Regions from separate parts of the Homo sapiens genome. Here region 1 is linked to region 2. Evidence: chromatin loops called from intact Hi-C (ENCODE). Cell type or tissue: PC-3. All regions are shown on one strand. Links, peaks and the distances in the headings refer to the core of each region. The heading gives the core; the rest is flanking DNA.

Evidence for each region. A loop is a pair of places that touch in the nucleus more often than their neighbours do. Peaks named below come from ENCODE experiments on the same cell type or tissue, not always from the same donor. Only the 100,000 strongest peaks of a DNase experiment are listed, where the experiment ranks them.
Region 1: it touches region 2 in a loop (3-fold over the local background); 9 of 110 quality-filtered maps call a loop at or near these places.

What each region holds. Positions count from the first base shown.
Region 1 is chr3:98,904,766-98,907,688 of GRCh38, forward strand. LOC105374002 (a long non-coding RNA gene) reads left to right here. Exons shown (of 2, transcript NR_189121.1): 2 at 128-631. Among named protein-coding and RNA genes, the nearest start is that of DCBLD2, 4.5 kb to the left of the region's middle. In PC-3, for the core only: no CTCF peak of the experiment used is centred there; a DNase peak (open chromatin) is centred at 1,676; H3K4me3 peaks cover 726 bases; H3K27ac peaks cover 1,143 bases.
Region 2 is chr3:98,961,375-98,964,297 of GRCh38, forward strand. All of the region lies in intron 1 of LINC00973 (long intergenic non-protein coding RNA 973), which reads left to right. Among named protein-coding and RNA genes, the nearest start is that of LINC00973, 48 kb to the left of the region's middle. In PC-3, for the core only: no CTCF peak of the experiment used is centred there; DNase peaks (open chromatin) are centred at 547, 1,317 and 1,787; H3K4me3 peaks cover 2,500 bases; H3K27ac peaks cover 2,500 bases.

The sequences.
Region 1 (2,923 bases), core at 177-2,676, 57 kb before region 2:
AGAGAACATTTGTGGTGCCCCCTATTGCTTTATGTATATAGAAAATTACAAATATAGCACAGATGTGGGAGAGGATTGATGCTGTTGCACCCATATTCTCTCTTCTGATTATTGTCTCTCTACTTAGTTGCCAAACAATGACAGAAGGCTGCTCTGAAATGATCAAAATTTTCTCCTGGGACCTCACACCAAAGGAATATAATAGGCATTCATTTCTAAGACAATGCGGGTAAAGTGGAATTCTAGTTTATATTACCTTTCTTATTCTCTGCATGCTGCTCTAGACAACTTTGTCATGATCCTTGCTTCTGGGGACTTGGTTTGTTTGGGGAATGACATCTTATGAGGCAGTGGGAGCAATACTTGTCCAGGACCATTTTACCCATGCAACCCAGATGCATAACCCAGGGGCAGAACTGGGGATTCTAATCAAGTCTCAAAGTGGATAGGTTTGGAGAGGGCCATCATTGTAGCACATAGAGGCTCCAAGAAGCTACAGTTCCTCCACAAGGCAAGCCCAGGTTCTGGCTTCTTTTTACAGGGTTTCAAAAGTGTGTATTATTTTATTGTATTTCTGGTTGTTTACTCTACATTAAGATATTTAAAAATAAAAATAGATTCTCAACCTAAATTTTAATTTTTTATCTCTCTTCCTCTTTTTCTCATTCTTTATTTCATGTTTCTTAATCAGTAAAGAATGGAAGAATAGGCCGGGCGCGGTAGCTTACACCTGTAATCCCAGCACTTTGGGAGGCCGAAGCGGGCGGATCACGAGGTCAGGAGATCGAGACCATCCTGGCTAACACAGTGAAACCCTGTCTCTACTAAAAATACAAAAAATTAGCCGGGCATGGTGGCGGGCGCCTGTAGTCCCAGCTACTCGGGAGGCTGAGGCAGGAGAATGGCGTGAACTCGTGAGGCGGAGCTTGCAGTGAGCCGAGATTGCTCCACTGCACTCCAGCCTGGGTGACAGAGCAAGACTCCCTCTCAAAAAAAAAAAAAAAAAAAAAGACCGGGTGCAGTGGCTCATGCCTGTAATCCCAGCACTTTGGGAGGCTGAGGCGGGCAGATCACGAGGTCAGGAGATCGAGACTATCCTGGCTAACACCGTGAAACCCCGTCTCTACTTAAAATACAAAAAATTAGCCGGGTGTGGTGGTGGCGGGTGCCTGTAGTCCCAGCTACTCGGGAGGCCGAGGCAGGAGAATGGCATGAACCCAGGAGGTGGAGCTTGCAGTGAGCCGAGATGCACCACTGCACTCCAGCCTGGGTGACAGAGTGAAACTCCGTCTCATTAAAAAAAAAAAAAAATGGAAGAATGAAGAAAATCAAATTAATCTATAGGGAAAAGGGGAAATATAAAAAGAATAGTTACATTTTACTATTCCTACTTTCAAATGAATCCAAGCTCAGCCAACTGCTAAGGAAATTAGAATGTAGGAAAAGAACCTGGGGGCTGGTGCCTTTGTTTCTGTCTGTGCAGAAACATCTGGGTTTCAATGAAATGGTACCGTAAGAATCATTTGGCACCCATCATTGCTATTAAATGTCTGTTAGCATTAATGAAACAAAAGAGGCTCATTAAAAATGGCATTTATACTGGAAACCTTAGGAGGATGGTATGTAATGAATCATTGGTGAGCTTTATCAGTGACTGTGTATTTTTGGCAGGATAACAGAAAGAGGGAATGAACAAGAATGTACTTTTGTGATCTTCCAGTGGGGTAGGAGAGAAAGAAGATTGTGGCAGTTCTGGGGAAATACTTCAAACATCAAAGACCAGAGCCTTAAGATCTGGTTACTGTTCTCACAGGAGCATTTTCTTTGTCCTGTTGACTGTTTGGGAAAATGTTTACAGCCAACTTTGCTGCTAAATGTCTGAATTCCGCTGAAGACACTTTCTTTCTGTGAACAGAAGTGTTTTGGACACATTTTTCTCTTTATCTTGTATGCTTTTTTCAGTTACTTATTTCAGTCAACTCTCCTAAGTTTATTACTCATATTTTCTTAACACTTATAAACTTTTTAAAAGATATTTGTTATAGCAAATTTAAGGCAAAAGTGCCAGAAATCTAATTTATTATAGAAGGTATTTAATTTCTGCCAGTGGATGATAATGTTAAATATTTCTCTTAAAAGATTAACATTTGTATATATCAGCAACATGACTAACTTTTAGCATTTTCCATTTGCATCTTCATCTACTGCAACCATCTTACTCTCTTTCTCTCTCTCCATCTCTTGCCCCAGTCTCTCTCACACTCTTGGTTTTTCTAGGAACTTTAGGAAATTAACCAATTCATTTTCTTATGGGTCATGACAAGAAGAAGGCTTCAGTCTAGTATTTTATCTCTGATGGAGATTTCAAAGGATTTTAGTAAAAGCATGTGAAAACTGCCTTCCATAACATTATTATCATGCCTAGAAATTAGGAAATTAATTATACATGGATGGTTAACATAGCAGTAAAATGTGAATAGTGACCATGCTAGTATATCTGAGATAATATGATTTAGGTAACCTGCAGGCCTCCCCTGCTATATGCCTGTATCCTTTCCTGTGGGACTTTTGCTGGCAACGCAGTTGAGAATTAGATGTACAGAGTTGAAATGCTCTTTGGATTCTGAGAAATTAAGTTTTGTGAGATAATGGAAACAGCCCTAGATAAGACTCTTGTATACAATTTCTGCTTGAAAGTGCTATATAACCTCCAGCAAGGCTCCTAATCTCTCTAGACCTCAGTTTCCTTGCCCATAACAGAAAATGATGGGATCCTATTCTAAATCTGAAGTTTGATAATACTTCCAAATTTTCTTTATTCACATCTCCCTTTCACCTCACGTCAAATTCTAAGTCTTCAGTTCCCAGATTTCTACCTAATGAGGAGGGAAAAGAACCAAACGCTGATAACTACAGAATTGGT
Region 2 (2,923 bases), core at 321-2,820:
AACCATTTCTTAATACCTCACTTACAATATACTTCACAGAGAATTGTAATTATCTACAATGTATGTTTCTTCTATAGTTAGAGCAAACTCTTTGAAGAAAGGGTTCATGTTTTCATCTTTGCATCCCCGTGACTTATAATAGTATCTGGCACATAAATAAGCAACCAATATATGTTGACTTAGTAAATAAATGGGGAGGGATGAAAAAATGATATGTATCCTAGAGACAGGGAGTAGTCTGTTTTGTATGAAAAAGAAGGCATGAATAAAAGAATAGTAAAAGATCAGACTGCAAAGATATTTGTGAGTTACATTATTGAATGCTTTCAAAGCCTGGACTTAGTAGTTTATTCAGGAGGATTTAAAGAAAATAGAATGTGTTTTTCTATTAAGAGGTGACATAAAGTGACATGGTAGAAACATTAATCTGGTGGAGGTATTAGAAAGTATTTGGTAATTACAAAGCATTTAGTCATTTAATAAAAATGTATATGGGCTTATATAAATATTGTGGTTTTTAGTGCTTTAGAGAGCATGTGAACTCAATCTGGGGTCACTCCCAAGCCTGGAAGAGAATGAGAAGGAGGCAGTAGAATATCATTATAATCATACTACTTGTCCCAGGGGATCCATGTATTCTACTGAAGAGTGGGAGTAGTTCAAAATGGAGAAATGAGGAAACCATGACAAAGAGTCTGGATAATCATTAGAACTGATTAAAGTCAGGCTGCCCTAGATTGAAAAGTGTGTGCCTCTGCTCACAGGTATGCTTTTTTTTTGGTACATTCCATGGTGGGCATTGCTATTTGTATCTAGGTTATCTTAGAAGAATCTGGTAGCTCTTTTTTCTGCCCACTCAACTTTTCCATCTTCCTTTTCATAGCTACAATATTTCCTTTCCTTTGGCAGACTCCTCTCTTCTTTACATGGTCCTGGTATACATATTGATCATTGCATTCCTATCCTCTACCTTCCCAGGCACATAGTTGAATACATGAATCAGGCTGAGCCAGTCGCGGTACCACATCCACTAGAACAGTTATTATTGACAGCAGTGTACATATCAACTAAACAAGGCCAATCAGAATTATTCTCCAGAACCTTACAGTGGGAGGTAGATAGGAATGACTTTCTCATGCTTAGCATGCAACCTGTAAGAATGTGGATCTGAATTGTCAGTGGCCGTCAATTCATGCATGGAGTGAGACTGCAAAGAGTAGAAAATAAAGAAGCCAAATACAAAGAGAAGCAGAGAACAACAGCATCATGGTATTCCTGAGGCCCCTGACTCAGTCCCTGAATCACTGGTCTCTGTGGCTTCTCTTCCAAGTTAATGATCTATCTCAGTGTGCTTCCTAACCAGATGAGTCAACTCATTTCTCTTTTTCTTTCCATTAATTTTTGTTGGGTTGTGGTCATATGCAACCAAAGGAATCTTAACTAATAGAATTACCCCTTACCTAAGGATATAATAATGCGGGGGTGCAGCCATCTAGCAGTAGTCTGGGATCTGAAATATCAGCTTTTATGCTATACAAACATTTCCCTCAGTATTCATTGGTGATGCAAAGTTAGGAATAATCCACCTTGGTTCTCTACCATCTCTAAATTTCCTCTCAAAATCCAGCAAAATTATTAAAAATCTAAAAATGAAAGCTTTAAATTCTAATAGCAAAAGAGTTCAAATCATTAAAATATGAAGAGACTTTTTCTCTTCCTTTATATTACCTCAGCAGTGACTCAGAGTGTGTATACATCCTAATGTAGTCTGCCCATTAGGTCCAGATGAGGCTTCCCTTATTGAGACACTTAACAACCACAAAGATAGGTTTTCTTCCAGTATCCCCACTCCCCAGTAGACAATGATGAACAAAAAGGACAGGATAACAGCAGAACCCACTCTGATTTGGGGAGGGGGAGAAGGGAGACAGCCAGTGGTCATTAGGCTGTGGAAGTTTTGAAATCCAACTGAGTAGACATTGGGAGTAGACTCTGGGTTGAGAGAGCTTCCTTAAATCTTTAGGTTGTGATGCTGTTTATAGGAGGCATCTCTTTGTCTATAGATGTTTGCAGGATGTATCTTTTTTTCTTCTTCAGTGGATCTGAAGTGGATATTGGAAGTACATGCCCTCCTTGGATGCTGAATAGCTTTCTCAGGCCATTCACATGAAAACAGCTTGGAGGTTCGTCTTGCTTTCAATCAAATGCTTTTTTGGTCATGTTCCAGTATTTTTGGCAATGCAATCTATCAAGAGGCTTTTGATCTGTATATCACAAGTAAATTTTACATACCAGTAATCACACTAAAAGCTGCTTTCAAAATAGGATTTTCAGATCTGCTTTATTTCTGTGCTTCTTCATACATGCGCCTTGCTTTTTTGAGGCTATCTTGGGGCTGTTGAGCTTAAATGGGAAGATTATACCCTTAATCTGAATTTGCCTAGAAACACTTGAATGAACTGAAAGTTTTTCTTGGGTATTTGTCACTCAAAGCCTTTTTAGTCCTGTTTCTTACTTTTGAGGTATAGAAGCAGTTGACTTTCCAGATTGAAAGTCCCTGAATTTCTGGTCTTTCCCTACAAATTATCTTCCAATCCGCTTTCCCACGGTCAATTCTTTCTGAGTTTATATAAGAGCCACCAATGCACAGTACTAAAGTTCTATTTTCTACCCTTGTCTCTAAACTCCTGGCTCAATACCCATATGAGCTGACTTCCAAGTCACTGCATATGATGGTTTTGTCAAATATTTCACCACTGAAAAACACATTCTCATTATCATTTCAGCTGCTGATATCAGTTTCCTTGATGCTCATTACCCACTAAGCAAATTCATATGTTTTAGGTTGTTTTTATACCAACACTTCACATTGAGGTACTAGTATTCTTATTAGAATAATTAATGCTAGCTGGCGCAACAGACA